4 separate regions of the Homo sapiens genome follow, and regions 2, 3 and 4 are each linked to region 1. A link is a contact called in ENCODE Hi-C or POLR2A ChIA-PET data. All regions are on one chromosome and are shown on one strand. Each heading gives the region's core, a stretch centred on a gene start or an enhancer-like site at or near the end of the contact. The rest is flanking DNA. Distances are from core to core; before and after follow the strand shown. Region 1 holds the start of TFE3 (transcription factor binding to IGHM enhancer 3). Region 2 overlaps LOC107985695 (a long non-coding RNA gene). Region 3 has its middle 25 kb from the start of GLOD5. Region 4 overlaps SUV39H1 (SUV39H1 histone lysine methyltransferase).

Evidence for each region. A loop is a pair of places that touch in the nucleus more often than their neighbours do. ChIA-PET counts read pairs that join two places held with the same protein, here RNA polymerase II (POLR2A). Pooled maps may share reads with other maps.
Region 2: a loop to region 1 is called in a map of K562, with 8 times the contacts of the local background. The contact joins the enhancer-like site here to the promoter of TFE3 in region 1. A Hi-C loop is called at or near these places in 6 of 168 maps with a recorded cell type or tissue (B cell, CD4-positive, alpha-beta memory T cell, CD8-positive, alpha-beta T cell and 3 more), 7 of 37 single-sample maps with no recorded cell type and 13 of 50 pooled maps. POLR2A ChIA-PET finds 5 or more read pairs at or near these places in 4 of 52 experiments (HEK293T, Panc1, activated CD4-positive, alpha-beta memory T cell and 1 more).
Region 3: a map of CD8-positive, alpha-beta T cell shows a loop between it and region 1 (12-fold over the local background). The contact joins the enhancer-like site here to the promoter of TFE3 in region 1. A Hi-C loop is called at or near these places in 3 of 168 maps with a recorded cell type or tissue (B cell, CD8-positive, alpha-beta T cell and naive thymus-derived CD4-positive, alpha-beta T cell), 6 of 37 single-sample maps with no recorded cell type and 14 of 50 pooled maps. POLR2A ChIA-PET finds 5 or more read pairs at or near these places in 5 of 52 experiments (HEK293T, K562, activated B cell and 1 more).
Region 4: a pooled map shows a loop between it and region 1 (4-fold over the local background). The contact joins the enhancer-like site here to the promoter of TFE3 in region 1. A Hi-C loop is called at or near these places in 5 of 50 pooled maps. POLR2A ChIA-PET finds 5 or more read pairs at or near these places in 2 of 52 experiments (Panc1 and activated CD4-positive, alpha-beta T cell).

Annotation. Positions count from the first base shown.
Region 1 is chrX:49,038,606-49,045,066 of GRCh38, forward strand. It overlaps TFE3 (transcription factor binding to IGHM enhancer 3), which reads right to left and starts at 4,752. Exons shown (of 10, transcript NM_006521.6): 1 at 4,506-4,752; 2 at 1,850-1,963; 3 at 502-805. The coding sequence starts at 4,621. RefSeq lists enhancers at 1,239-1,533, 4,078-4,941 and a silencer at 4,483-4,722.
Region 2 is chrX:48,627,631-48,633,605 of GRCh38, forward strand. All of the region lies in intron 1 of LOC107985695 (a long non-coding RNA gene), which reads left to right. Among named protein-coding and RNA genes, the nearest start is that of WDR13, 33 kb to the left of the region's middle. RefSeq lists an enhancer at 4,198-4,267. Within about 2 kb of position 4,226, at least 2 of the 41 ENCODE cell types and tissues checked have a DNase peak (open chromatin) inside an H3K27ac peak, as active enhancers do; they include CD8-positive, alpha-beta T cell, where a contact is called at or near this core.
Region 3 is chrX:48,734,206-48,740,024 of GRCh38, forward strand. No RefSeq gene overlaps it. Among named protein-coding and RNA genes, the nearest start is that of GLOD5, 25 kb to the right of the region's middle. RefSeq lists enhancers at 2,897-3,026, 3,217-3,476, 3,527-3,576. Within about 2 kb of position 3,411, at least 26 of the 41 ENCODE cell types and tissues checked have a DNase peak (open chromatin) inside an H3K27ac peak, as active enhancers do; they include CD8-positive, alpha-beta T cell, where a contact is called at or near this core.
Region 4 is chrX:48,708,462-48,714,625 of GRCh38, forward strand. It overlaps SUV39H1 (SUV39H1 histone lysine methyltransferase), which reads left to right. Exons shown (of 6, transcript NM_003173.4): 6 at 1-555. Among named protein-coding and RNA genes, the nearest start is that of SUV39H1, 15 kb to the left of the region's middle. RefSeq lists an enhancer at 4,617-4,911. Within about 2 kb of position 4,575, at least 4 of the 41 ENCODE cell types and tissues checked have a DNase peak (open chromatin) inside an H3K27ac peak, as active enhancers do.

The sequences.
Region 1 (6,461 bases), core at 3,502-6,001:
TCCCCCAGGACCCAAACTCTCTTTCTCAGAAATCCTTCACAGCTGCCAAGATCCACCCATGACTGACAGGATCCCTCGTAGTTTCTGGAAAACCCTGTCACAGTCCCCAAGATTCCCCACCTAGTCTCTGACACCACCTAATAGACCTGGGAACCATACAATGCTTCCCAAGACCCCCTAATGGCCAAAGAACTAATGTATCCCACACACATGAAGCTCTTCCTACAAAGCCAGGGCCCACTTGGGGCACTCATGAGCCTCCATGGTCCACCAAGACATCCTCATGGCCCCCACGAACTCCTCGCAATTTCACAAGATCATCTCAGAAACCCAAAACACATGAGACATGAACACAGATAATTTAAACAGTACCAGGGACCTTCCTTAGAGCCCCTAAGACCTTGCCCCCAAATCACCAGTGCATCGAGGCCATCCCTAGCTCCTAGGATCACTCCTCAGTCACCAGGAGCCCCCTCCCAGGGCCTCTGGATCTCACCTTACCTTGAGCACCTCCCTGGGCACCTGAGCAGGGGGTGGACGGCTCAATGTGTGGCCCCCAGCAGAGACGCCAACCACAGAGATGGCAGGAGAGGCAGGTGCAGGACTGGGGAAGGGAGCCGCGGCGGCCTGTTCCCGACGCTCACGCCTCTCCTGCTCCTGCGCCTGGGCCCGCATTAGCTGCTGCCGCAGCAAGACCCTCGATGAAGAAGATGACGACATGGCAGGGGTCCTGGAGCCCCCTGCAGAAGACGATGCAGAGAGTGTAGCTGGGGTGGCTGGTGTGGCCTGCAGTGATATTGGGAGGCTGTGGAATGGGAAATATGGGGCCATATTTTAGGTAAGCTAAAAGTCTCATCCCAAGCCTAAAGGGTCTTAGCGTGACGGAGCAGACACAGGAACCAGGCCTGTTCTCTGCCTTCCGAGGCCACAATGTAGAAGCAGAGACACAGGAACCAGGCTTGGTGATGGCTCTCAGGGGTCACAGTCTGATGGGGGACACACTGGAGGTCAGTCTGGTGGGGGAGTTTTAGCCTTTGGTCCTTATGGTGAAGCCTAGATTTGAGCCTGTTCACATATTAAGTGGAGATGCTATTGTTCAGCTCTGCAAGGGGGGGTTTGTCCTATTTACAGGAGAGCAGAAGAAGCAGAATTGAGGCTTTGGCAGCAGAATGTGGATACAGAGGGCTCCTAAGCCCAATGTGAGGCTAGAGAAGCTCTCTGAGCTCCTGGGGGTGGGCGTCAGGTGATAGGAGAAGCCCCAGGTTCCTCTTCTTCCCCTGCCTGGGCCTCTGGTCCCAGGAGCTAGTCAGTCTTGAAAACCTCGGAGATTTCACAATACTCTCTTCCTGCCCCTCTTCCCCCTCCCCTCCCCTCTCTCAGAGCCCGGGCCGATGACTCAGCACATTTAGACTTCCAAGCTTGGGGAAAGAAGAGACCAGCAGGGGCTCCTCAAGGGCTGAGGGTGGGTGAGTTGGTAGTGTGGGAAGGGACTGAGTTGGGGCTAGAGGCATGTCCCCGCCCACCCGGGGACATGAGTTTAAGCAGGCCACGCCCTATCTCTGAGCACTCCAGGCCGGCTGGAACACCTGAGGCTGAAACACTTGCATATGAATGGGTGTGCAGGTGGGCTGGGGGCAGGCAGGGGAGGTCTTGACAGAGATACTGGAATCCTAGCTTGGCCACCTACTTTCCTGTGTGACATGCTCTTTCTGGTCCCTAATTTTACCACCTAGAAAACGCAGGCTGGTGAAAGAATGGGTTGGGCTGGTACTGAGGGCCTCTGCCCATCAAGAGGGGAGAGGAGGGCTGAGGAATTGGGAGGGGAATCAGATAGACAAGTCATACATACCTTGAGCGAAGGGGTAAGGGTTGGCTTTTGAGCTCGTAGAAGCTGTCAGGATCAAGGACGTTTTCTAATTCTATGTCAGCAACAATCCCGGATTCCGGAAGCAAAGAGTTCAGGCTGAGGGGGAGGTGGAGTGGTGGTCAGTGATTGAATGAAGGACCTTATTCCCCAGCCCTCCCCTGAGACAGAGAAAGAGAGAGAGAGGGGGGGAGAACGAAGAGGAGGGTACAAGCCCCTCATATTTGGCCACCTTGCTGGGTACCACACCACCATGAATTCCCACCTCCTTCCCCCATCCCCCTTTCCCTTCCCCACTGTGTTACTCATAGTCCCTTAGGAGTCAGAATAATAAGAACGCCTGCATCCCAACCCCCACACTGTAACAACCTGGGTTTGAGGAAAACAGAATTTAGGAATAACAATTCACTTTATAGAAGGATTCCTGACTTCCTATTCAGAGTTCTCCCAGCCCCCATACCCCCTACTTTTTTTTTTTTTTTGAGACAGAGTATCGCTCTGTCACCAGGCTGGAGTACAGTGGTGCGATCTCAGCTCACTGCAAGCTCTGCCTCCTGGGTTCAAGTGATTCTCACGCCTCAGCCTCCCGAGTAGCTGGGATTACAGGCACACGCCACCACGTCCGGCTAATTTTTGTATTTTTAGTAGAGACGGGGTTTCACCGTATTAGCCAGGATGGTCTCGATCTCCTGACCTCAAGATCCGCTTGCCTCGGCCTCCCAAAGTGCTGGGATTACAGGTGTGAGCCACTGCGCCCGGCCAACCCCCTGCTATTTTCTTTACAGCTGAATGTGAGCCCAGGTATATGTGTGTACACACACACACACACAGAGCAAGTAGGGGCATCCCTCAGCATAACAGTCCCTTGTAACACAAACTGAATGCATCACAAAGAGAACTGGAAATAATTCACTTGACGTAAAGATCTACCATTTCACAAATGAGTTTCTCCCAGCCCCAGCCAGAGTTCATGGGATGCCAACACATGCCTAAATATAAAATAGAAATATCAAAGGCTCCCCTCGCTCCAACAGACTGGATTTACAAGAGGGAGAATTTGGGTGGTTGATCCACTTTATACAAGCATTCTTTTCTTACCGGAGGAGCCTGCCCAGCCTTCTCCTGTTTTTTTGGATAGATCAAAACACACACACACCCCCAACACTAACACCCACTGGCGCACAAAATAAGAAGCCATATACACCCATCCCTTTAACTATGTCCACTACTGCGATGATCTAGGTTGTTACAGAGGAATTAGAAGATGGTGAATCGATATACAGAAAGGCTCTGCTCAGCCCCAGAGAGCAAGGGACAGTTAACACACACGTGGATGAATATGCATCCTTCAATTTAGCTAAACATTTAGAATGCTGAGAGATTGCTGGTGACTTCACTTGACAAGAATCCTCTCCCCTCCCCAAGGATCTGTCTTCCTTCCTCTCCTCACCCTCAGATGGAGCCCTAAAACCACCCAGGAAGTTGGGAAGAGGAAGCTCGGGCGAGCCACTGAGCTCAGCACAATCCCAGGCACAAAGGAGGCAAAGACCCCCCCCCACCCAGGGCTCACACACCCATTGCACAGAAGTTGGAAGAGATGGGCACTGGGGTGAGCAGGGAGGGCTGGGGCTCCAAAGCCCATTGATGAAAGTAAGGATGAGAAGAGGCCAGAGGGGATCCACCCAGGCAGGGATGGTGCAATCTGTACTCGTTCCAGCTCTATGGACAGATTCAAGATTACCCCCAGGAGCTCGGAGATCGAAAAGAAGATAAAAAGAAAAGGGGTGTGGGGCTAGGGAGTGGGAAGGGCTGAGAGGCTAGAGCGAGTAGCAGCATGAACAAGAGCCTCCTCTGGGTTCCCAAACAAGGTCTGAGGCCTCTGAGCTAAGAGGTAACATCATCGCCCTCTGCCTGGCTGTCTATCTTCCATTCAGGCCCTTAACAGGTGTGGGAAGAGGGCTTTTCCACTATCCTTGGGATCTGCCCCAGCTGGGTAGGCGGGCAGAGGGGAAAGGATTATTCTGGTCAAGTCTTGCTGAATGTTGCTTCTCTTGTTCATTCACACGCACTCACAAGGCTGGTCCCAGGCAGCATATCTGAGATACCTCCAAATCCCTCCAGATTCATGTTATCCCCAAACACAGCAACCAGTCACTGAGAGGCACCAAGCTCCCAAGACAGCACTTCTGTCCCTCAGGACCCCTTCTCCCACACTGAGGGAAAAAAGATTCTAGGATTCCCTTAAAACCAGTGCCTCACCTGACAGTGTCCCCTCAAATTCATTCCCCTCATGTCCGACTGAAAATCCCCGAATTCAGCCTCTAATCAGAGACCCTGTCTACCAAGTTCAGCTATCTCAGACCAGTTTCTGGATACTCCAGAATAGGCCCCTCTAGACGCAGTCAAGGGCTCCCCAAACCTGACCCAGACCCCGCTTAATGCACTCCCACGACTCCTTTAATAAAGCCACAATCCAAGCAGGCCACTGCCGGATTCCTTAGGTGCCCCCCCAAGACGGGCGCCCCGACGTCCTCCAAGGCTAGGCCGAGGGCCTCCAATCCCAGTCCGGGGCCCCCACTGCCCCCGAGATCAGGCCCCTGGGAGCCCCAGTCGGCACTCCCAGCCCCAGGCGGCCCCGCACCTGAGCAGCTGAGCCGAGTCGGCCGGCCTGCGCTCCTCCAACAGCACGAACACGGCTCGAGGGCCCTCCGCGCTGGCCTCTACGCCATCCCGAGCTGGTTCGGCCGCATGAGACATGACGCCCGGCCCCGGGCGAGCCCTGCCAGGCCGGTCGGGCCTCGGCCCGGTCCCCCTAACAAAATAAGAGTCCCCCCTCCCCCCAGCTCGCCACCGCCGCCTCCTCCGCTAAGCCATGGAGCTAGCACTGCGCGGGCGGGCGGCGTCGGGGAGATGGGATGGGCTGTGAGTCATCCCCCGCCCAGAACGGACCGACGCCCCCCCTCAACCTAACCCCGGACGACCGCCCTCCTCCCCCTCGTCTTCTTCCCCCTCCTCCCTCCTCCCAGGGATGGGGAAACTCCACAGGAAGTGACCGCACTGGGGATGGATGGCCCGTCTGGCCACGACCCATTAGCGAGGCGGCCAATCGCTGAACGGCGATTCGAGGGCCCACCCTAAGCGACGCCTCCGACGCGGAGGAAAAACGCGATTCGGCCCGCCCTCATTCCGAGAAGCAGCACCCAGACCACGCCCTCAGGGGCAGCGACAAATAGGCGAGGGTTGATTTGGTTGAACCACGCCTCTATGTTTGCGTCGCTTTCGGAGCCACGCCCTCTCTTCTCAAATTATCCCTCTGCAAGGTAATATTAAGCCGCTCCTTGGGTCCTCTGCGCCTGCGCATCGATGGCCAGTCGGCGCACGGAGGGTCTCCTGGCCAAGCTTTTAGCTGCGGAACCGCGCCCTCTTTCGGCCAATATTTGTAATATCTGAGCCCTAGACCGCGCTCCAACCTCGATCTGGCTGTGCTCTCTCAGCCAAAGCCATAACTATGAGGCAGAGGCAGCTACATTCCCTGAAGGTGCGGGCCAGAAACCCCCCCCTTTCGCTGTCCGCAGTCCAGCCGCCCAGCTGGTCTTCCGGGAGTATTCCGCCTGTTCCATGCCATCGAGAGCGGTTGTACTATGTTCATTGCGCTGCGCAATATGTGCTTAATAAATTCTTGACGGGTGAATGAATCTGGTCCCTTCGGTGAATGACGACTTCTGGAATCACAAAGATCCAGGTTTGAATAGGGAAGGGGACCTCCCCTCTCCCAGCCTCAGCTTTCCTGGCCTGTTAAATGGGGGTCAAAATACCTGTCTGGCAGGGTTGTTCTGAGGATTAAAGATAATGTATGAAAAGTGCTAGCAGGTTGTTTGGCATACAAGAAGCTTCCCAAAATTAGTTGATTCACTCATTTGTTCACTTATTCAACATTCACTGAGCGCTTCTGTATGCCAGACGCATGCAAGCCGGCTCGCACAAGGCGGAGGGTCTCACTCATATATCCTCAGGTGCAAATAGCTCACAAAACACCCAGACCTACAGCCTTCCCTTCCTCTTTCCTGACATCCCAAGACCCCACCCTGAGTTGCGCCTCCAGGAATTTCACCGGGCTTTCATTTACCTTGGACCTTCCTGTATTGGCATCATTATTTCACAGGTCTGTCAGTTGCTTTCGTAAACTCATCCATACTCACACACAACCATCTCGTACAAGGGGGAAACCTCTACATAATAAAGATGACTTCTGGCCGGGCGCGGTGGCTCATGCCTGTAATCCCAGCACTTTGGGAGGCCGAGGCGGGTGGATCACCTGAGGTCAGGAGTTTGAGACCAGCCTGGCCAACACGGTGAAACCCCGTCTCTACTAAAAATACAAAAAATTAGCCGGGCGTGGTGGCGGGCGCCTGTAATCCCAACTACTCGGGAGGCTGAGGCAGGAGAATCCCTTGAACCGGGAAGCAGAGGTTGCAGTGAACCAAGATAGTGTCACTGCACTGCAGCCTGGGTGACAGAGTGAGACTCAGTCTCAAAAAAAAAAAAAAAAGAAAAAAGAATACATTACCAATTGTACCAATCAAAACTCTAAAACGGA
Region 2 (5,975 bases), core at 2,976-5,475, 410 kb before region 1:
GTCTTGCTCTGTCACCCAGGCTAGAGGGCAGTGGTGTGATCATGGTTCACTGCAGCCTCTGCCTCTTGGGCTCAAGTGATTCTCCTACCTCAGCCTCCTGAGTAGCTGGGACTACAGGCGTGAGCCACCACACCCAGCTAACTTTTTGTATTTTTTTGTAGAGACGGAGTTTTGCCATGTTGCCCAGGCTGGTCTTGAACTCCTGAGCTCAAGCAATCCTCCTGCTTCGGCCTCTCAAAGTACTGGGATTACAGGTGTGAGCCACCAGGTCTGGCCAAACTTGGATTTTTTAAAACAAAAATAAAACCACAAAACTCCAATAGCTCAGGGAAAAAAGATTTAGCTCTCTCACGTTTTATAATATCCAGTGCTGTCAAGAGTATGAGGAAAACTGATAATATATAACAGGTGGCAGTATAAAATTCAGCAAGCATTTTAGAAAAAGTTTCACAGTATTTATCAAAGTTTTACATTTATATACATTTTGATCCAGGATTTTTTTTTTTTTTGGCTAGGAATTTGCTCTTTGTGTGTGTGGTTTTTTTTTTTGTTTTGTTTTTACTTTGTAAATTTACTTAAAAAAATAGCTGTCTGCATATTTTTAATGGATGAGTAAACCAAAAATATATAAACAGCTATTTATAAAGGGGTGAATAAAAAAAGATAAAATAGTTTCTTATGGGTGGAGGGAGAGGGAAGAAGGTTGAGGAGACAGGGATAGAAGCTAGATTTATCTAAATATACCATATTATTATTATTATTATTATTATTTTGAGACGGAGTCTCACTGTGTCGCCCAGGCTGGAGTGCAGTGGCACGATCTCGGCTCACTGCAACCTCCGCCACCCGGGTTCACGCCATTCTCCTGCCTCAGCTTCCCGAGTAGCTGGCACTACAGGCTCCCGCCACCACACCCGGCTAATTTTTTTGTATTTTTAGTAGAGACGGGGTTTCACCGTGTTAGCCAGGATGGTCTTGATCTCCTAACCTCGTGATCCACACGCCTTGGCCTCCCAAAGTGCTGGGATTACAGGCGTGAGCCACTGCGCCTGGCCCATATTATTATTATTTATCTTTTGAATATACTGTACTATTATTGAGAACCATGCAAACACAGTATCATTGTATAATCATTATTATATAAAATTATGTATTATTTAAAAATTGCATCATATCAAAAGGAAGTTATAGATTACTGGGGTCATATCAAGCAAGTTTCAAAGGCTCCCATTGGCCAAAGATGGGGCAATTTGAGCATCAAAAAGAACAATAACTGCAATAGATTGAAATACATCACCTAGCCCTCAGGGCAGAATGATGCCACAAAATCTCCCTGGCCACCTTTGGAGGATGCTAGTGAACCAACTCATTCTGAAAACTGATAAATAAAGAGAGAGACAAAGTAACTGACTAGATAATTGATTAAAGAATTATTATTTTTGAGATATGATCATGATTTACTGCTAACTTGTTAAAAGCTCTTATCATTTGGGCCGGGCGCGGTGGCTCACGCCCGTAATCCCAGCACTTTGGGAGGCTGAGGCGGGCGGATCACAAGGTCAAGAGATGGAGACCATCCTGGCCAACATGGTGTAACCCCGACTCTACTAAAAATACAAAAATTAGCTGGGCGTGGTGGTGTGCACCTGTAGTCCCAGCTACTCGGGAGGCTGAAGCAGGAGAATTGCTTGAACCTGGGAGACGGAGGTTGCAGTGAGCCGAGATTGCACCACTGCACTCCAGCCTGGCAACAGAGCAAGACTCTGTCTCAAAAAAAAAAAACAAAAAAAGGAAAAGTTCTTATCATTTACAGCAACATCTTGAGAGATTCATGGGTAAAATGATGTAATATCTGGGTGTTGCTTCAAAATAATCCAGTGGGGATGTGGGTAGAGGACATAAAAGAAACAACATTGGCTGTGAATTGATAAATGTTGAACTAGGTGATGACTACATGGAGATTTATTGTATTGTTCTCTCTACTTTTTTATACGCTTGAAATTTTCCATAACAGAAAAATAATTTTATGGAGGCAAAAGCTGTAAACAGTGTTCTATGCCTATATTGAGAGTATGACTCATGACTTTTTTTTAAAAAAAGCCAGACCTGACCTTAAAAATTTCTTTTATTTTAATTTAATTAAAAAAAATTTTTTTAGAGACAGCGTCTCACTTTGTCGCCCAGACTGGAGTGCACTGGTGTGCTCATAGCTCATTGTGCAGCTTTGAACTCCTGGGCTCAAGCGATCCTTCCACCTTAGCTTCTTGAGTAGCTGAGACTACAGGCACGAACCACCACACCCAACTAATGTCTTTATATTTTATATTATTTTATTATAATTTTATTTTACTGTATTTTATTTATTTGTTTGTTTTGAGACAGGGTCTTTGCTCTGTCACCCACGCTGGAGTGCAGTGGCATGATCTCAGCTCACTGGAGCCTTGACTTCCTGGGCTCAAGTGATCCTCCCACCTCAGTCTCCCAAGTAGCTGGGACTACAGGCATGCACCACCACACCTGGCTAATTTTTAAAAAATTTTGGTAGCAATGGGACCTCAACATGTTGCCCAGGCTGGTCTCAAACTCCTGGACTCAAGCAATCCTCCCTCCTCAGCTTCCCAAAATGTTGGGATTAGAGGCATTGAACCACTGCACCTGGCCTATTTTATTTTTGAAAATAGAGACAGGTGGGGGGGGTGGGTGTCTCCCTATATTGCTCAGGCTGGTCCCGAACTCCTGGTCTCAAGTGATCCTTTTGGCTTCCCAAAGTGCTGGGATTACATGAGCCACCACTCCTGGCCACTGTGCTGGGTTTAATTGTGGAGAACTATAACTAAGCATTGTCTTTAAAAAACGAGTACATTGGCCGGGCGCGGTGGCTCACGCCTGTAATCTCAGCACTCTGGGAGGCGGAGGCGGGCGGATCACGAGGTCAGGAGATCGAGACCATCCTGGCTAACACGGTGAAACCCCCATCTCTACTAAAAATACAAAAAATTAGCCGGGCGTGGTGGCGGGCACCTGTAGTCCCAGCTACTCGGGAGGCTGAGGCAGGAGAATGGCGTGAACCCAGGAGGCGGAGCTTGCAGTGAGCCGAGATCGCACCACTGCACTCCAGCCTGGGCGACAGAGTGAGACTGCCTCAAAAAAAAAAAAAAAAAAAAAAGAGTACATTTTGGGCCGGTTGCAGTGGCTCACATCTACAATCCCAGTACTTTGGGAGGCCGAGGCAGGCGGATCACCTGAAGTCAGAAGTTGGAGACCAGCCTGGGCAACACGGCAAAACCCCGTCTCTACTAAAAAAACATAAAAACTAGCCAGGCATGTTGGCGGGCGTCTGTAATCCCAGCTACTCGGGAGGCTAAGGCAGGAAAATTCCTTGAACCTGGGAGGTGGAGGTTGCAGTGAGCCCGGATCACGCCACTGCACTCCAGCCTGGGAGACAGAGGGAGACTCCATCTCAAAAAAAAATTAAAATTAAATTAAAATAAAAAAAGAACATTTTGGCCTACAATTCCTGACAAAGATGGAATGTGGGCAAATGCATGATGACCTGGATTATTTCTGGGAGAATTGTAAAGAGTTTCTGTAGTCAGCAGAAATGCTTTGAATACTTTCCATATATTAGTTCATTAATCCCCCATGAAGTACAAGTAGGGGAAACTGAGGCACAGGGAAGTTGACTAATTTGCCCAGGGTCACAAAGTGAGTAAGTGGCAGAACCGCTATTTGAACCTAGCTGCGCTCATAGTGCTTTAATCTTCAATCAGCGAGGATCGTCAAGTTGGCTGCTGGATCTTTCTGGATCTTTTTTTCATTACCTCGCCTTTCATGTTGTTTGTCCACATAGCTTGAGGCTTTATCACAGATTGCTCTTGGGGGCAGTGTTACTCCAGAAATGCCGGAATGCTCCGCTATTCCTCACTCCACCCCTAAATATACAGCATCTCCTCCCGCCCTTAAGCTCTGAAAAAAATGCTGCGGAGCCAGAAAGGCTGCAGAAAGCCGGGTGTGACCACTGGCTCTGTAGCCAACCTGTTCCCTGCTGCTGCTGCTGCTGCTGCTGCTGCTGCTGCTGCAGTCGTTTGGTTTCCTCTTTGAATCTGAGATGATTCTGAGGTCTACACTGCAAACTCTTGGCATATATCATTTCTAGAATTCCATTCCTACTCGACCTAGGCTGTGAGTCTGCACTAGTTCGCGGCACGTTAGATCGCGCCCATTTCCCTTATTGGCAAGTTGTCAGGTTGAGGAAGCTCCAGGCCTGGAGGAGGGCATCTCCAGCCACCAGCCATGAAGCCCAGGGCCTCAGGCACCTTCTGGCCTCCGGGTGGCCTCCTCTATTCGCTGACCCAGACACTAGTCCAGTGGTTCCCAAAGTGGGGTTCCCTGGCAGGCAGCAGCTGCCTCGCTGGGAATCTATTAAAAATGCATACTCCCAGGCCCCACCCATGACCCACTGAATCAGAAGCTGTGGGCCTGGGGCCCAGCAGTTGGTGTTTTCAGAAGCCCTCCAGTGGACTCCAATGGTTCCTAGAGTTTCAAAAGCACACTGGGCTAGGCCAGGTGTGCCAAGAGAGAAGTAGCTTTTTGGCTCAAGTCCTCACAGGAATGGTCAGAGGGTCCCCATCAGTCTATCAGTGTGCACCATACAACGCTCACAGAGGGACACACGTGTGCCCGTGTGCATGCGTCCCTGTATGGACTCCAGTTGGAGGGGGAGGGACAGTTTTGCCTTGTGGTTTTGTCACTCGCCATTGGAAAATAGCCCTTTCCCCTACTACTAAATAGCTTCCCATTGTTTTCTAGTCCCTTTACTTCCATTTCAGAGAGTGTTTTCTCTTCTGTGTTTTTTTGTTTGTTTGTTTTTTGAGACGGAGTCTCACTCTCTCACCCAGGCTGGAGTGCAGTGGCGCGATCCTGGCCCATTGCAACCTCCGCCTCCGGGATTCAAGCAATTCTCCTGCCTCAGCCTGCTAAGTAGCTGGGATTACAAGTGCCTGCTACCACACTCACCTAATTTTGTATTTTTAATAGAGATAGGGGTTTTGCCATGTTGGCCAGGTTGGTCTCGAACTCCTGACCTCAGATGATCCACCTGCCTCGACCTCCCAAGTGCTGGGATTACAGGCATGAGCCACCATGCTGGGTCCCTCTTCTCTTTGGAAAAGTCATCCACGTTGGTTGCAAGTTTTTCAGAAAAGAGGGAACTACATTATAGAAATAAATGGCAAACAGACACCCAACACCCAAGGAATAATTTCTCATCTCTGTCCTTTCAATGTGTATATTTCTAAATGTCCGTGTTTATATTTACATAAATTAAAAAAAACGGTTTACTTGTACGTGTCATTTTGTTTTTATCTTAAATTTTTGTGTTTTTAATTTTGGTGATATATCATTTTGGTTGTACTTTTTCACTTCTGTACATACTGTTACATAACATGCAGTTTTCCAGTAACACTAACTTGTGAATGCATATTTTACAATTTTATTTATATTTATTTATTTATTTACTTTTGAGACAGTCTCACTCTGTCTCCCAGGCTGGAGTGCAGTGGCTTGATCTCGGCTCCCTGCAACCTCCACCTCCCAGGTTCAAGCAATTCTCCTGCCTTAGCTTCCCGGGTAGCTGGGATTACAGACCCGCCACCGCGCCTGGCTAATTTTTGTTTTTTTAAGTAGAGACGGGGTTTTACCATGTTGGCCAGGCTGGTCTCAAACTCCTGATCTCAGGTGATCTGCCTGCCTAGGCCTCCCAAAGTGCTGGGATTACAGGCGTGAGCCACCGCGCCCGGCCCCCCCTTTTTTTTTTTTTGAGACTGAGTTTCCATCTTGTTGCCCAGGCTGGAGTACAATGATGCGATCTCAGCTCACCACAACCTCCGCGTCCCGGGTTCCAACGATTCTCCTGCCTCAGCCTCCCCAGTAGCTGGGATTACAGGCATGCACCACCACACCCGGCTAATTTTGTA
Region 3 (5,819 bases), core at 2,161-4,660, 310 kb before region 1:
AGTATACACATCTTTGAACATAGTCCTTCAAAGTGCTCAGAAACCTCACACCTTGAACATGGAAGCCCATACAGCCCAGAGAAGACAAGCCTAAAGAGACTACTAACAGGTCAAAGACATCATACTCTGGGACAAAGACTACCAAGATGACGAAAGACCTAGCATCTAAAAACATATACCAAATGTTCAGAGACATCACATCATGAGACACAAAACCCAAGAGAGCTCTGGGTCCAAAGAGCTCAGATATTTCACACCCTGGACACAAACCGGTGAACAACAGCTCATAAATAACCGTGTCATTCATTTCCTGATTTTAAAAATTGTACTAAGATTATATAAGTAAGCATTAGGAGAAAAAGAGTATATAAGAACTCTCTGCACTATTTTTATAATTTTTTTAAGTCTAAAATGCTTTTAAAATTTAAAAAATGTTAAAGGCTGGACGCAGTGGCTCACATCTGTAATCCCAGCACTTTCAGAGGCTGAGGTGGGTAGATCGCTTGAGCTCAGAAGTTGGAGACCGGCCTGGGCAATATGGTGAAACCCCTTCTCTACAAAAATACAAAAATTAGCCAAGGGTGGTGGTACACACCTGTATTCCCAGCTACTTGGGAGGCTGAGGTGGGAGGATTGCTTGAGCCCAGGAGGTCGATGCTGCAGTGAGCCATGATCACGCCAGTACACTCCAGCCTGGGTGACAAAGCAAGACCCTGTGTCCAAAAAATAAAATAAAATAAAAATTTTAACAAAAATGATCACAGGACGTAAAAGGGAATTTAGAAAACTTAAATAAGGCCAAGTGCAGTGGCTCATGCCTGTAATCCCAGCACTTTGGGAGGGTAAGACAGGAGTCCAGGAGTTCGTGACCAGCCTGGGCAACATGGTGAGACGTGGTCTTTACAAAAAATAAAAAAATTAGTGGAGTGTGGTGGCACATGCCTGTGGTCTCAGCTACTCAAGATCAGGAGGCTGAGGTGGGAGGACTGCTTGAGCCCAGGAGGTCGAGGCTGCAGTGAGCCATGTGCATGCCACTGTACTCAGCCTGGGCAACATAGTGAGACCCTGTCTCAAAACAAAACAAAACAAAACTTAGATACATCTTGCCAACAAGCACAGAAAACAATGTTAAGCCCTTCTAGCAGTCACAGAAATGCCAATAAAAGAAAAATGAAAATCAATTTTAAGAAAAAAAAAAAAAGGCTGAGTGTGGTGGCTCACATCTGTAATCCCAACACTTTGAGAGGCTGAGTCAGGAGTATCATTTGAGCCCAGGAGTTTGAGACCAGCCTAGGAAACAGAGGGAGACCCTGTCTCCACACGCAAAAAAAATTATTTTGGGACAGGGTCTTGCTCTGTTGCCCAGGCTGGAGTGCTGTGGTGAGATCACAGTTCACTGCAGCCTTGACCTCCTGAGTAGCTGGGGACAACAGACACGTGTCACCATACCCGGCTAATTTTTTTTTTTTTGTAGAGATAGGGTTTCACCATGTTGGCCAGGCTGGTCTCGAACTCCTGGGCTCAAGGGATCCACCCACTTTGGCCTCCCAAAGTGCTGGGATTACAGGTGTGAGCCACCGTGCCCAGCCTACAAGAAAAAAAAAAAATAGCCGGGCCAAGTGTGGTGGTACGCACCTGTGGTCCCAGCTACTCAGGAGGCTAAGGTGGGAGGATTGTTTGAGCCAGAGGTCGAGGCTGAAGTGAGCCATGATTGCACCACTGCACTCCAGCCTGGGCAACAGAGAGAGACCCTGCCCCTAAAAACATACAAAAAGGCCTGGGCAACATAGTAAAATCCCACCTCCACAAAAAATAAAGAAAGTTAGCCGGGTGTGGTGGCACGTGTCTGTAGTCCCAGCTACTCAGGAGGCTGAGGTGAGAGAATCACCTGAGATTGGCAAGTTGAGGCTGCAGTGAGCCGAGATCACACCACTGCACTCCAGCCTGGGTGACAGAGCAAGATCCTGTCTCAAAAATAAATAAATAAAAGTAAAGACACACAAAAAAAGAAAAGAAAAAAAAACTCTGCACATCCGGGGACAAAGATCCATAAACAGCTTAGAAACCTTGGGACATTCTGGACCAACGTAAACAGAAAAACAGAAAAGAAAAACAAAAAAAAACAAAAAAAAAAGAAAGAAAAAAGAAACCAACCCTGGGACAGAGACCCACAAAGATCTCAAACACCTAAACCTCTGAGACACAGATTTTCAAACAGCAAAGAGACTTCACAGTCTTTTTATAAGTCATACCCTGAACTGAGATTCCAAAACAAATCAGACTTCACATCCTGCACACAGTCCTCCAAACTGCAGAGTGTAATAACTACCCTATGATGAGCTGACTTGACTTGAGAATCACTTTCTTCCTACTACCTACCTACCTCACCAGCCAAACACCTCCCCTGTCTGATGTTTAAAATCCCATCATTTAAAAGCGTACTCTTTTAAGTCTTGCCCCCACCTTCCAAAATTCTCCTTGTAGTTGCCACAAGCTCTTCAGCATCCCAGAGCGTGAAACCATGCATCTCTCTTTTAATCACTTATAGCCCACCCCATCACACTCCTAGTCAGGCCTGGTCCTGAGGGAAGCCTCCAAATCACCCTCTTCTGGGAGATGGGGGCTGGCCTGGAGGAGGATCATGAGATCACCTTGAATCTTATCTGCTGGACTCAGACCTACAGGTAGCCTGAAAGACAAATGCCAGGGACCCTGAAGAATTTTTCTTAGTGCTGTTGTGAACGGTGAGTGGGTCCTGAAATCAATATAATGGGATGCAATAGGCATTGCTTAAAAAAAGAAAGAATAGGTAAAAGAAAATGGAAAAGATTACCCGACACACTCTGTGCCAGCCCTTGAGTACAAGCCAATAATGCCAGCTTCTTTTACAGGTGCACAAGTTGAACTTCCCAGACGGGATTCGAACCTACGATCTCCAGTAGCCAAAGCCCTGCCTCGGCAACCCTGAACGCCAACCCAGGAGCCAAAGCGCTTGCGCCGAAACAGCAGCCAATAGGAACGCGGAGCCGAAGGACCCGGCCTGTAGCCTCTTAGTGATTCCGGAAAACCTCGGTACCCTGGAAGAGCTTAGGTAGGCAGTCTCGCGGTGACCAATCAGAGCTCAGGGCAAGACTTTGTCCCGCCCTACGCAACTCGTCCAGGAAGCAATCGCCGCTCCGCGGCCTTCCTCCTCACCCCACCCCCGGAGTTGATTCGCATCTGTATAGCCAACCCGGCGGGAACGGATATATTAATAAAAGCTTGGTGGCGGCGGCTTCCAGACAGGTGGACGCTTTAGGCCGAAGATCGGGTCCGCCCGGCGCGGGGGTCGGTCCAGGCAGAGCCATTCTCTCCTCGGTCTAGGGTGGAGGCCGATCCACTCGCGGGATGAGGAGACCTTTCGTGTCTCCACTAGTACAATGGTATCTTCCGAAATACACGACCCCTCCCCTGTGGTACCTCCCATGACCGTAGTGGTATGGTCCTGGAGCTGCACAGTCTAGTCGTTAACCCTTCATTCCCACCGCTCACGCTCCCCTTGTGTGTGCGACAAGGACTCTTTCATGTCAGTGTCAAGTGAATCAATCTTCAGTTCACCGCAAAAGAACTAAATGGACTCTTTCATGCCTTCCTCCTGCCCACGTTCCAGCCCTGTCTCCCCCAACCGACGTCCCCCAGAGCACTGTCCCTGCCCCATACCCTGATGATTCGTTTGAGAGCAAAGGCCCAAGCGTCCAAACCCTTGCTGCAGAGCCACCGCCCATTAATGGGCATTCATTCCCGAGGCCACTGATGGAAGTCTGCCTTTGTGTGGCAGCATTTATCAAAATAAAAAGCAGACACCCCTCCTTACTGGAATGTCACCACCACGAAGGTAGGGAGGGATATGTGTATTTCTAGACCCCCCAAAGTCTCTGCCTGAAACTGCCCTGCACACAGTAGGTGCTCAAAAGGGGATTTGTTGAATAAATGACTCCTTTGGCGTGGCAGTTTCACTTTTAAGTATGTGTTCTAAGGAAATAATCATACATACGTGCACAGTCCTGTGTGCACAAGAATGGAAGGAGCAAACAACTAAGGGAGAAAACGGCAAATGCTTAAAGGCGATTATACCATAGAGTACCAGCTGGCTGTGAAACAGAATGAGACCTCATTACTGGAAACACCCAGATAGCTCAGGGAGTTCACATCATTGCACACAGAGCACAAAAGAGCTCAGAGATCTCACACCGTGGGATACAGAGTCCAAAACAGTTCAGGGAACTCACACTGAACACAGACCACAAAACAAAATTAGAGAACTCAATAATGGAACATATCTTAATAGATTCCCAGTCATTTCATAGGTCTCATCCTCGTCACAAAATCCTACAAACATTTCAGAGACCTCACCCTGGGACACAAAGGCCGAAACACCTCAGGGACGTTGCACGCTGGGAAAACAAATCCCAAACACCTTACATACCTCATATCCTGGACGCAGACTCCAAAACAGCTCGGAGACCTCACCACCTGGGATATAGATTAAATCTGGACAGAGACCACATACTCTTTTTGCAGGGTCTCACTCTGTCACCCAGGCTGGGGTGCAGTGGCGTGATCACAGCTCACCGCAACCTCCGCCTCCCCAGCTCAAGCAATCCTCCCACCTCAACCTCCCCAGTAGCTGGGACTACTGAAGCAGGCCACCACACCCGACTAATTTTTGTATTTTTTTCTAGAGACGGGGTTTCACCATGTTGCCCAGGCTGGTCTCGAATCCTAGGCTCAAGCAATCCACTGGCCTGGGCCTTCCAATGTACTGGGATTACAGGCGTGAGCCACCATGCCCACCATGAGACCACATAACTCCACGTAGACCACAAAACAATTCAGAGGCCTGGACACAAACAAAATGAAGGTGACCCACCTGTACTGCCTGGAGAGACCACCTAAAGGACATGCTGTTAATGGAGGCAAAGCAAGTGGGAAAAAATGCTCAAAGAATGGCCTCATAACCTGAGAACCAGCCCTGAAAAGTGTTCTGAGATCTTATACACAAACAGCTCAGAAATCACAGAAAATATATTCTTTTACCATAGTGGAATTAAACTAGAAATCAATAACAGAAATGTATCTGAAAAATCCAAAAATACTTGTAAATTAAACAAAACACTTTTTTTTCTGTTTTTGAGACAGAGTTTTTGCTCTGTTGCCCAGGCTGGAGTGCAGTGGCATGATCTCGGCTCACTGCAACCTCCGCCTCCTGGGTTCAAGCAATTCTCCTGCCTCAGCGTCCCCAGTAGCTGGGATTACAGGCGCCTGCCACCACGTCTGCCTAGTTTTTGTATTTTTAGTAGAGGCAAGGTTTCACCATGTTGGCCAGGCTGGTCTCAAACTCTTGACCTCAGGTGATCCACCTGCCTCAGCCTCCCAAAGTGCTAGGATTACAGGCATGAGCCACCCCACCCAGCCACAAAACACTTTAACCCATGAGCCAAAGAGAAAATCCAAAGGGAAATTAAAGATCTATTGTGAATTGAAAAAAATGAGAAAATACAACAAATCAAAATCTATGGGATACAGCTAGAGTAGTGATCAGAAGAAAATTGATGGCATTAAAATGCTTACATGAGAAAAGAAAGGTCTCAAATCAATTATCTGAATTTCCAATTTAGAAAAGTCTAAAAATTACACCTGAAGGAATAAAATAATAAAGATAAGGGCGGCCAGGCTGGGCGCTGTGGTGCACACCTGTAATCCCAGCACTTTGGGAGGCCAATGTGGGCGAATCACCAGAGGTCAGACATTGGAGACCAGCCTGGCCAACACGGTGAAAA
Region 4 (6,164 bases), core at 3,325-5,824, 330 kb before region 1:
GTGGTGATGAGGTGCCAGGCACTGGGTAGAGCACCTGGTCCACGTGGATTGTCTCAGGGAAGCCTTGAAAACCACGGAGGTGGATGCCAGGAAAGGGCCCATGTGGCAGAAGGCAAAGTACAGGCCAAGAATTGGGGGTGGGGGAGATGGCTTCCCCACTATGGGATGACGAGGCGAGAGGGAAGCCCTTGCTGCCTGCCATTCCCAGACCCCAGCCCTTTGTGCTCACCCTGGTTCCACTGGTCTCAAAAGTCACCTGCCTACAAATGTACAAAAGGCGAAGGTTCTGATGGCTGCCTTGCTCCTTGCTCCCCCACCCCCTGTGAGGACTTCTCTAGGAAGTCCTTCCTGACTACCTGTGCCCAGAGTGCCCCTACATGAGACTGTATGCCCTGCTATCAGATGCCAGATCTATGTGTCTGTCTGTGTGTCCATCCCGCCGGCCCCCCAGACTAACCTCCAGGCATGGACTGAATCTGGTTCTCCTCTTGTACACCCCTCAACCCTATGCAGCCTGGAGTGGGCATCAATAAAATGAACTGTCGACTGAACAAACCAAGATGTGAGGTGCTTGTGTGGGTGGGGGTTGAGGGGATAGAGGCTGGGAGCTGGGTTTGCCCAGGAACATGTTCCTCAAACCTCAGCCATTTGACTCTAATCCTCACAATTTCAGCCCCCACAGCATATCACTTACACCATCATCTATATAACATCTTGACCTAAAATAAGTTTGTTTTATACTTAAACTTTAAAATGCACTTAAGGCTGGGTGTGGTGGCTCACATCTTTAATCCCAGCACTTTGGGAGGCCGAGGCAGGCAGATCGCTTGAGCTCAGGAATTCGAGACCAGCATGGGCAACATGGTGAAACCACGTCTCTGCTAAAAATACAAAAATTGGCCAGGTGTGGGGGCATGTGCCTGTACCTGTAGTCCCAGCTACTCAGGAGCCTGAGGTGGGAAGATTGCTTGAGCCTGGGAGGTGGAGGTTGCAGTGAGCTGAGATCTCACCACTGCACTCCAGCCTGTCTGTCTCCAGAAAAGAGCCAAACCCTGTCTCAAAACAATGCAATTAAATTGACTGGTTTAGACTGGCCGTAACTGGTTTTGACTGGACTTGACCGATCTTGACCTGTGTTGGCCGACTTTGACTTGTCATGACTGGCTGTGACTGGTGGTAGCTAGCCGTGACTGGCCTCGACTCGTTTTGACCAATCAGGACTGGCTTGGACTGGGATTGACCAGTTTTGACTGCTTAAACTGGCTGTGATCAGCCTGGACTGGCTTGGATTGGCCTGGACTAGCAGGGACTGAAATGGATTGGTTTTGACCAGCTTTGACCAGCCTTGACTGGTCTTGGCCTGCTGTGACTAACCTGGACCAGCTGTGACTGGCTGTGACCATAATTGATTAGTTTGGACTGGCCATGACTGGCTTTGACCCATCCTGACCAGCCATGACCAGTGGTTTCTGGCCTTGACCAGCCATGATCTCTGGTAACTGGCCTTGACTGGCCGTGATCAGCTTTGACCAACTTAGACTAGCCATAACCAGCTTTGACCAGTCTTGACTGGCCATGATTGGTGGTGACCAGCCATGACTGGTAATGTCTGGCTGAGACCCTGCCACCTCCTGCCTGACCAAGTGCCCAGGCCTCAGGGACTATACAGCACTGGGGGGGTGGGGGGGAGGGTAGAAGGAGTGGAGCAAAGTGGGGAGGGAGAAAACCAAATCCACTGCTGTCTAAATGGAAAAACCATAATCACTTGCCATAAGCAAACAAAAATAACCAGAGGAATACATCAATGGAAAGGTTAAAATGTGATAATATTCTAGCTGGACCTTCCCTGCTCTTAAAGGCTTTGAACCCAAAATCTGCCTCCAGCATTCAAAATGAAAAGTTTGTGTGTGCTGGGGAAACTTTTTCTGCAAATATTTATTGAGCACCTATATGGTGCCAGGGTATAAAGTGGAGAATGAAGACCACATTTCAGATATACTTACTCATTTTCATCATCTCTCAATCTGAAAGGGAGCCAGTGCTCTTTGTTTTTGCTCAGGGACCTCACGTGCCGTGACAGATACCCAAATATTTCAAAGACCTCATACAGAGGTGGCAGGATCCCAAAAAGCCCAGAGACCTCATACACAGGGTAACCAGGACATACACAGGGCATCTAGGGTATAAGGCCTTATAGACCATATACCCTGAATATTGACCCCAAACTTCTCAGAAACCTCATACCCTGGGATACACACCTACATATATCTCAGAGCTCTCATAATTGGACACACCGCAAGTAACACAGGCTTCACTGAAAACTATGGGCTACAGACCCTTAAACAGCTCTTAGACCTCACATACTGCCTCATATACTGGGATTCAGACCTTAAACACATCAGAGACCTTTCCTTTGATGACAGAGATGCACAACCATCTCAAAGACCTTACAACTTGAGATGTCACTACCCAAACTATTTGGAGGCTCCACACCCTGATCATTGACTTCCAAACCGCTCAGAGACTTAGTATCCTGGGACAGACCCCCAAACAACTGAGCTGGCACACCCTGGACACAGACTGCCCAAACACCCGAGATACCTCGCCCTTTGAAAACAGATCCTTAAATGGTTCTGAAAACTCATACCTTGTATAGGGACCCACAGATTGCTCAGAGACACCCTAGAAAACAGACAAGTAAACATCCCAGAGACCTTACACGTGAATATAGTGCCACAAACAACTTAGACTCAAGTCTTTGAAGCAGACCCCAAGAGCTTAGAGATCTCACAGCCTGGAAACAGACCCTGCTCACAGGACTCATACCTGGGAAACAAATCTGTTTACAGCTCAAACATGACCTCACGCCTTCTGACACAGACCCCTCAACAGTTCAAAGCCAAGGCAGCCTAGTAATCAATATATTTCTATTCTATTGATAACAGACAATACCAAACACTTCAGAGACCTCACACTTTGTAACCCCACACCCAAAGAGCTCAGAGACGTGGAAATCTGATTACAGACCTCCGGGAAACTCAGAGACTTCACAATCAGGGATAAAGATCCACCAATTTCTCAGAGAACTCACAAACTGGGACAAAAATGGACCAACAGTTCAGAGACCTCACAACCTCTTCTCAGACCACCAGACAGCCCAGAGACCTCGCACCACGGACACAATGCTAGAGAGCCCTAAAATCACTTATGCTGGAACACAGGCCCGAAAACTACTCAGAGGCTCACACCCTGGACACAGATTCCTGTTCAGAGATGTCATATACTGGACATAGAGTTCCCCAAAATAGCTCACAGCCTTTATACACCGAGACAGATCCCCAAACAGCTCAGAGGCCCCACAGACCTGAAAGTGTGGACATAAACCCTCTATAGAGCTTAAAGACTTCACACCCTATGACAAAAACCCTGAGGAACTGAGATCACACCCCCTGGACACGGACCCCAAACAGCTTAGAAACCTCATATCCTAGGCTCAGACCCCCAAACAGTTCGGAGTCTTCCCACTCTAAACGCAGACCTCTAAATGCTTAAGGAATATCACATCCTGGACTCAGTCCTCAAAACCATTCATGGAACTTGCCCTTTGTCCTTATCCGGAAAGATTTCAGATGGCTGATAGTCATGGACACAGATCACCAAACAGCTTTGAAACCTTTGTGCAAAGTTGGCCACAAACAGTAGAGACACTTCATAACTGGAACACAGACCCAAAACGGCTTAGGACCTCACATTGTGGACACAGGCTCCCAAATGACTCAGAGAACTTCTAACCTGGGAGACAGACATGAAAACAGTTCAGAGATATCACATCCTGGCTAAGTATGCCCGCACAGCTCAAGCACCTCATATTATGGGACACAAACCCTCAAAGAGTTAACCTCACAACCTGAAAAGTAAACCCACAAACATGCCAAAGACCTCACACAGCAGACAGACAATGCAAAAATGCTCAGAGTTGACAAACTTTACACCCTAGGATACAGACCCCTTAACAGCCGAGTGACCCAGTGACATACAACCCGGGCATAGACCCCCAAATACTAGAGAGACGTCAGAAACTGATAACAGAACCCCAAACTGCTCAGAGACCCCAAACCCTAGAACCAGACCCCTAATAAGTCACAGACCTCATACCCTGGGACTGAGACTCCCTCAACAGGAACTGTCTCACTCTTGGAAACATAACAGTTGAGGGACCTCAACACCAAGGAATACAGAGATCAGAGATCTGACACTTTGGGACACAGAGGGTGAAGCACTCCAGAGGCTTGAAACAGTAAAAAGACATTATTAGTACAAAGACATCAGACTCTGGAAACAGATCCTGAAACTGCTCAGGAAAATCAACCCTAGGACAAAACCCACGGCATCACAGATAACTCATTTGTTGGGACATTGGCTCAAAACAGTTTGGCGGTGATACTCAAATACATCAGAGTTCTCATACAAGGGTACAAACACCTCACACCTGAAAAGAGAGACTGCTAAATAGTTCAGAGACATCATACTCTGCACAGGAACCACCAGAGAGTTAAGAAATTTCACACCTATAGACCTTCAAACAACTCAGAAAACTCACTCACTGGCGCACACACACCCATTACAAGCTCAGAGACCTTAACCCTGGAACAAACCCCTAATGAGTCAGATATATCAAACCCCGGGACTGAGCCCTCTGAAAAGGAACAGAGACTTCACGCCTGAAAATATATCCCAAACAGGTCAAGGGACTTTGAAACCAAAAGAGCTCAGGGACCACGTATCCTAGGACACCAGTGGACAAACAGCTCAGAGACCTCACAAGGTAAACACAGTCCGCAAAACAGCCCAGTGAACTCACCCCCCTGGAATGTAGACCAGAAAAAGCGCAGAACCCTCGCATTCAGGATTCAGAATCCTTCTGAGACTTAGGGTATAGACCCCAAAATATATTTCAGAGAATTAATATGCTGGATGCAGAGTATCAACTAATTCAGAGGCCTCAAATTGTGGGACGTACACACCCAAAGAGATCAGAGAACTCACATCCTGGACATACACCAACAAACAGACCAGGGACCTCAACCCTGTGACATGTGCGCGCGCGCGCGCACACACACACACACACACACACACAGCTCAGAAAATCCAAATTCTAGGAAACACACACCCAAAAAGAACGGGGACCTCACATCCTGTGACATACTCACAGAAAGATCAAAAACCACACAAGCTGAGATATACACCCACAAATATTTCAGAGAACTAACATCTGGGGCCTTATACCCACAAACAGATCACAGAACTCAGTCCCTGAGACATATACACATAAAAATACCAGACACTTCACATGCCAGGACATATACCCATGAATAGATCAGAGCACTCACACCTTGGGAAATAAACCAAAGACTACATCAGGGACCTCACATATTACTTGAGGCACACACTCACAAAGAGACCAGAGACTCAATTCCTGGGACATAAACCCAAACACCTCAGAGATCTCGCATGCTGGGACAAAGAAAGAAAGACAGGTCAGAACCTCACAACCTGGGACACAGAGCCACAAACAGATCAGAGATTACACACTGTTGACAAACATACAGGAACAGATCAGAACCCTCACATCCTGAGACATACAACCACAAGGAGATCAGAGAGCTCACATCTTGACATACACCCATAACCAAACTAGACTTGACATTCTGGTACGCTGACCCTCAAAGAGATCAGAGAATTCATACCCTTGGACTTACACCCACAAATAAGTAATAGACCTTGCAGGCTAGAAATACACATAGAGCCTGTCATCCTGGAACATAAACCCAAAAAGAGGCCAGAGAATTTACGTCTTGGGACACACACCCACAGTCACAATAGAGACTTCACATCCTAAAATATAAACCCACAAAGGATCAGAGATCATAAACCAAGGGATATACACCCACAAAGGGAACAGATACTGTCCACTGTGGGATATACATTGAGAAAGACCAGAGAAATGCACATCCTAGGAAATACACTAAAAAATCCTGGGAAATAAATCCACAGACAGTAATGAAACACTGGGATATACAAACCCACAAACAGATCAGAGACCACACACCCTGGGACACATATCCACAGACAGTATGAGATTTCACGTCCTGGAACAAACAGCA